Regions from separate parts of the Homo sapiens genome. Here region 2 is linked to region 1. The links are chromatin contacts, found by Hi-C or POLR2A ChIA-PET in ENCODE. All regions are on one chromosome and are shown on one strand. Each heading gives the region's core, a stretch centred on a gene start or an enhancer-like site at or near the end of the contact. The rest is flanking DNA. Distances are from core to core; before and after follow the strand shown.

Region 1 (3,029 bases), core at 16-2,515:
GAGATGTAGGAAGAACAGGATCTTAAAGAAGGATGAGCAGGACCAGGACCGGTGGCTCACGCCTGTAGTCCCACCACTTTGGGAGGACGAGGCAGGCGGATCACCTGAGGTCAGGAGTTTGAGACCAGCATGGCCAACATGGTGAAACTCTGTCTCTACTAAAAATACAAAAATTAGCTGGATGTGGTGGCTGGCACCTGTAATCCCAGCTACTCAGGAGGCTGAGGCAGGTGAATCGCTTGATCCAGGAGGCGGAGGCTACAGTGAGCTGAGATCACACCACTGCACTCCAGCCTGGATGACAGAGCAAGACTTTGCCAAAAAAAAAAAGGGATGAGCAGAGAAATGAGGTTTCTGAGGACTGGAATGTCTAGTGGGGATAGGAGGGAAGGAGGAGACTGTGACCAAGGACCACATAAGATCTTGGAGGACTTACAGAGTTCAGAGGCCTCAGGGGCAAGAATCTTGCTGCCCATGAACAAGGAGCAGGGGCAAGAACCTGTGGCATTAGGGAAATGTGGAATCTCAGATCTCTCTTACTGAATCAGAAACTGCATTTTAACAAGATCCCCAAGCTTCACAGGCACACCGAAGGGTAGGAAGTTCTAGCACACCATCCCACATTTCACTGGTTAGAAAACAAGCCCAAAACAACTGTGCTTACTGAACATCACACAGTCAGGAGCACAGCTGGGCCTAGAAGCCACTAAGCCTACTTGTCACTCCTGTCTCTGTAGATCTTTTCCAGCAGTCCCACTCTTCTGTGTAGACCTCTGAGGCCACCACAAGGTGCATTCAGGCTGGGTGTGGTGGCTCACATCTGTAATCCCAACACTTTGGGAGGCCGAGATAGGAGGATCACTAGAGGCCAGGAGTTCTAGACCAGCTTGGGTAATATAATGAGACTCCATCGCTATAAAAAAATAAAAAGCCAGGTGTGGTAATGCATGCCTGTAGTCCCTTGGGAGACTGAGACAGAAGGATCGCTTGAGTCCAAGAGTTCAAGCCTGCAGTAAGCTATGAATCTGCTACTGCACTCCAGCATGAGCAATAGAGAAAGAGTCTATCTCAAAAAAAAAAAAAAAAATGCATTCATAGCTGATACAGCAACTTACCAGGGCTGTGTTTACCTGGTTACAGAATCATAGCAGAGTTCTCTCACAGTTTGGTGGTGGCCTACACAGGAAATGTGAACGCCCATCCTTCAGAGACAAGAGGAGCACTGTGGAAAGGCTTGCCTCTTGGGATCCTGGCCAACTTAGGCCAGCTCACCTGCCTTTTGCCTTCTACAGCCACCGTGTTCCAATAAATTCCACATTTAAGAGTCTGTGTTCTAGCTTAGTGAGAAGGCACAGTGACTGGGAGTAATATGGTTTGGTTCTGTGTCCCCACCCTAATCTCGTTTTGAATTGTAATCCCCACATGTCAAGGGAGGAACCTAGTGGGGGGTGACTGGATTATGGGGACGGATTCCCCCCCTTGATGTTCCGATAGTGAGTGAGTTTTCAAGTGGTCTTGTTTGGTAAGTGTCTGGCACTTCCCTCTTTCTCTCTTTCGCTCTCCTGTGACTGTGTAAGATGTGTCTGCTTCCCCTTCACCTTCCACCATGATTGTAAGTTTCCTGAGGCTTCCCCAGCCACGCGGAGCTGTGAGCCAATTACTCCTCTTTCCTTTGTCAATGACCCTGTCTCAGGGAGTATCTTTATAGCAGTGTGAGAGAGGACTAATCCTCTATTAGTCAGATGGGCTTCTGTTACTGATTGAGTTCACATGGGGAGAGGGGCCAAATGTGGAACGTGTTGGCCCTGGCTGGCAGAGGCCTGAGGGCCTTTCAGGGAGAGCCTGGCCTCGGCCAGGCAGAAGGAGAAACAGCAGAACCACTGTGCCGTGAAGGCCAGTGCAGGGATCAGGGAGAGAAAAGGGCTTAGGGAACCCAAGAGAGCGTCCCAGAAATCTCTGCAATGACAGAGCAACCTGAGGAAGAGCTTGACTGGCCCAGCAGACTCATGCTGCAGGCTGTGCCCGGGAGGGGGCCAAGAGCATGGGTGGCAGCTGAAAAGGTCAGCCAGTAGCCAGAGAAAGGTGGAAGGAAGGAATTGCCCCAGGACAAAAGGCAAAGTTAGGATCAATGTTAGTGAAACAACCCAAGTTGGATAGCTTTCCGAATCTGGGGCACAGCCATTCTTCACAGGGGACAAACGCATGCTTTTATAGCACCATGTTTATCATGCAGGTGAATCATACACTGATTTAAATTAGAAAACCAATTTCTAATATTTTCACCCCTAACAAGCCCATTTTTAATTAACTAGCACTCCAGCAGTAGTTCTTACCATGCTTACATGTTAAAAGCACTTGGGGTATGTTTTTGTTTTTTTTTTATCATTACCAATGCCCATGTTGCACCCCAAACCAACAGAATCAGAATTTTGGGGGGTGCCAGCTGAGAATTCAAAGTTTTCTAAAACTTCCCCAGGCAATTCCCATGTGCCGCCAGAGTTGAAAACCAGTGAATGTAACTGAATGTGGTATTATCATCCAAAGTGAAATATATGCAGATACAGATCTGGATATGTAGATGTATTTATAGATATATAAATCTGTAGATCTGTAGACATATAGATCTATATAGATATATAGAAATAGAAATTAGCTAAGCAAACTAGCTATTGTCATCTAACTTGACTAAACAAAAGCAGTTATTTTTTTCTTTTTGTCACCCTGAGAGGTATTTGGGAGATGACAGGAGTGCCCTCACCTGGCCCCAAGAAAGAACTTCTCAGTACACAGTTTTTGATAACTGTTTTTTCACCTATAAGGAAATAACAAAGAATTGTGCACATAGGGTATAATTCTATTAAACTAGAAATTAAACCCAACCTGTGAAGTTAGGAGGAATCAATAAGGTGGATGTGTTAGTTAGTAAAGATATTCAAATATTATCTTCCTACCAAAAAGACACCTGCACTCATATGCTTATTGCAGCATTATTCACAATAGCAAAGACATAGAATCAACCTAGGTGCCCA
Region 2 (2,778 bases), core at 143-2,642, 840 kb before region 1:
ATCAGTCCAGCTGCTGGCTGACAACCACTGAGTAAACCGAGGGATGGCACCCAGAATGGAAGAATCACCCAGGGGAGACCTGCCTGAATTCCTGACACACAGTGAAATGAAATGAGATGGTGGCCATTTGTAACCTCTTGTTTTGAGGTAGTGAGGCAGAACAAAATGGCCAAGGGAATGGTTAGTGTCACAAAGATGGCCAATAATATTAATGGTATTAATTAACTTGTGAACAACAATAAAGCTAAAATTTAAATTCTGAGTTTCTAGTTCTATATGTAGTCGACCCTCTGTATCTGCAGATTCCACCTCTGTGGATTCAACCAACTGTGGATCAAAAATATTTTTTTAAATTGTGTCCGTTCTGAACATGGACAGATTTTTTTCTCATCATTATTTTCTAAACAATACAATAGAACAACTGCATTTACATAGCATTTACATTGCATTAGGCATTATAAGTAAATTAGAAATGATTTAAAGTAACAGGAGAATGTGCATAGGTTATATGCAAATACAGTGCCATTTGATATCAGGGACTTGAGCATCTGCTAATGTTGGTATCTTAGGAAGGTCCTGGAACCAGTCCTTCATGGACACCATAAACCTTCAAAATGTCCTAATGACCTCCAAACCAACCCAATGAAAATTTAAAATAAACACATTGATTAAAAAAACTTATTCTAAATCAGTGACTTGTGTATTAACCATTTATGTTATTGACTTAATTTTCAACTTTAATCCATAGTGTAGGTCAAAGCAATGTATATTTAATAACCTGTGCACTTACGAACTAGGTATTTTAAACAGCATTTTGAGTAAAGGAACCTAAATTAAGAAGATAGTATGCTACTTTTTGAATGTGGTGGTTGACCTCATCAGACAAGATGTAGTGGCAGCCGGTGGAGAGTGTGTTTCATAGCCCTGGCCTCCTGGGTCACTCAGTTCCCTTTCATTACTTCATCTCTTTATTGTCTTGGAGGCTTCTGCCTGGACCCCTCATTCTTCTCCATGGTAAACCCTTCTCGTGCAGCTTCATGACTTGCTTAAGGTCACTCACTCAGTGACATTTTCCTTTTGACCGTTCAATAACAAGATGCTTAATTCCTTCCTTCTTTATAACTCCATAGACCCAGGGGCAAGGACAATAAATCTCTGGATGTGCATCTTCACATAGAGTCAACCCACTGTAGTCCTGGTGACCAGTGACTGTGCTTCATGTAGTTCAATGCAGAGGTTGCAGAGGTGCAGGCTTCTTCAAAATCTTGTGGTTTTATTGTCAAAACACAGGACCTTTTAGGGTGCAGGGAAAGAAAAGGCTTCTCACTGACTCAGCCTATGTGTAACAGGGCAGGAAGGGGTGGTTCCTATGTGTGCAGGAGGGAGAGGGTAACCAGCCATATCGGCGCAATGCCCAAAACACCATTTTTAACCTGTAAGTCATAAGACAAAGGCAGGAACCAAACAACAAGAGAGCAATTCAGTTTCATTATAGACACTACTACCCTATTCATCTGCATAAAGCATCTGAGATAAAGCTATTTTGATAAATAAAATCATGTTCACAATGCAGAAAACAGTGAGCATCTGAGACTCATGGAACTCTAGAAACTGAGAAACTGTATTATTCAAACTCCTAATGTGGTGTGCCTGGGGCACACAGACCTGGGTAACATCTTCCATGTAACCAAGGACACACGTCCAGTGAGTGCCTGAGACAGGAGGAGATCTCTTTGTCTAAGCTCTCATGGCAATGATCTTTCAACCACATCATACATGATAAAGAAACTGTAGAGGGAAGAGAAATTTGAAATTGAAGATATTTACCCATCTTCCAATGGTTTCTAGATTTTTCCTACTTTCTTTCTGACCTGAAATTTTTTCATTTAAAGCACATCAAGTTTAGGCCTCTGAATTTGGAAACACGCACGTATACCCCAAGCATGAACTTTGGATTTACAAGTGTTGAGAAGTATTAACTGTGTGTTTAATGGGATTTTGTTGTTGTTGTTGTTTTTTGCTAAGTGGAATGTGGGATTTGTTCTGGCTTGCCAAGTATTTCATATAAATAGTTTTCTTAATGAAAAGAGGCTTGAGAAAGATTCTTACTTTGAAAAGGAGATTATGATTAAAATTCTTCAAATTGTAGCCCACAGGGACAAATATTATTATGGACTAGGTGATTCGAAGAAATAATTTAAAAATCAACTCTACTAATTAAATTTCCAAATTCATGCACAAAGACTTGGCTTAATTAGTAATTCCATATACATATATGCAATAGAATGAACAGCTTCCTTAGCACCTGAACTATGAGTCATTTTTGCCCAAAGCAGGTGAGGATAGTGAGCTACTCTACAGGATAATGGAGACTTGGGGGTGGGGCGTGAAGAGTCTGGCATTATATTAAAAGGATATTTTATTTACTGAAGTAGTTACCTGTCAACTAATGCTATTTAAGCGCATTCTTTTAAATAGGAAAAAAAACCCCTGGGTTTTATGTTCTTCAATTTCTTGAATTAAGATGATTAAAAGTGGAGATTAAATATAATCTTTATTCCAAAGTCACTCCTGTGTACTATGCCAGATACTTAGGCAGCAGTTAAATTCCTTGAGTCCACTAAAATTGCATTTGCCCTGTTACCATTTCAGCAAAAGAAGCTATTTTCATTTGTGAATACATGATTTAGTTATAAATATTTCAGGCGTATGTTTTTCATCTTCTATTTGCTTACTGACTCTTTTCCCCCGAATTTTCTGTAGCCTTGGTGTATAGGA

What was found. Hi-C counts contacts between places; a loop is a spot of excess contacts on that map. ChIA-PET counts read pairs that join two places held with the same protein, here RNA polymerase II (POLR2A). Pooled maps may share reads with other maps.
Region 2: a map of PC-3 shows a loop between it and region 1 (4-fold over the local background). The contact joins two enhancer-like sites. A Hi-C loop is called at or near these places in 1 of 168 maps with a recorded cell type or tissue (PC-3) and 4 of 50 pooled maps. POLR2A ChIA-PET finds 5 or more read pairs at or near these places in 1 of 52 experiments (PC-3).

The regions. Positions count from the first base shown.
Region 1 is chr10:35,631,952-35,634,980 of GRCh38, reverse strand. No RefSeq gene overlaps it. Among named protein-coding and RNA genes, the nearest start is that of MIR4683, 7.8 kb to the left of the region's middle. Within about 2 kb of position 1,265, at least 2 of the 41 ENCODE cell types and tissues checked have a DNase peak (open chromatin) inside an H3K27ac peak, as active enhancers do; they include PC-3, where a contact is called at or near this core.
Region 2 is chr10:36,468,370-36,471,147 of GRCh38, reverse strand. No RefSeq gene overlaps it. Among named protein-coding and RNA genes, the nearest start is that of LINC02630, 570 kb to the right of the region's middle. Within about 2 kb of position 1,392, at least 2 of the 41 ENCODE cell types and tissues checked have a DNase peak (open chromatin) inside an H3K27ac peak, as active enhancers do; they include PC-3, where a contact is called at or near this core.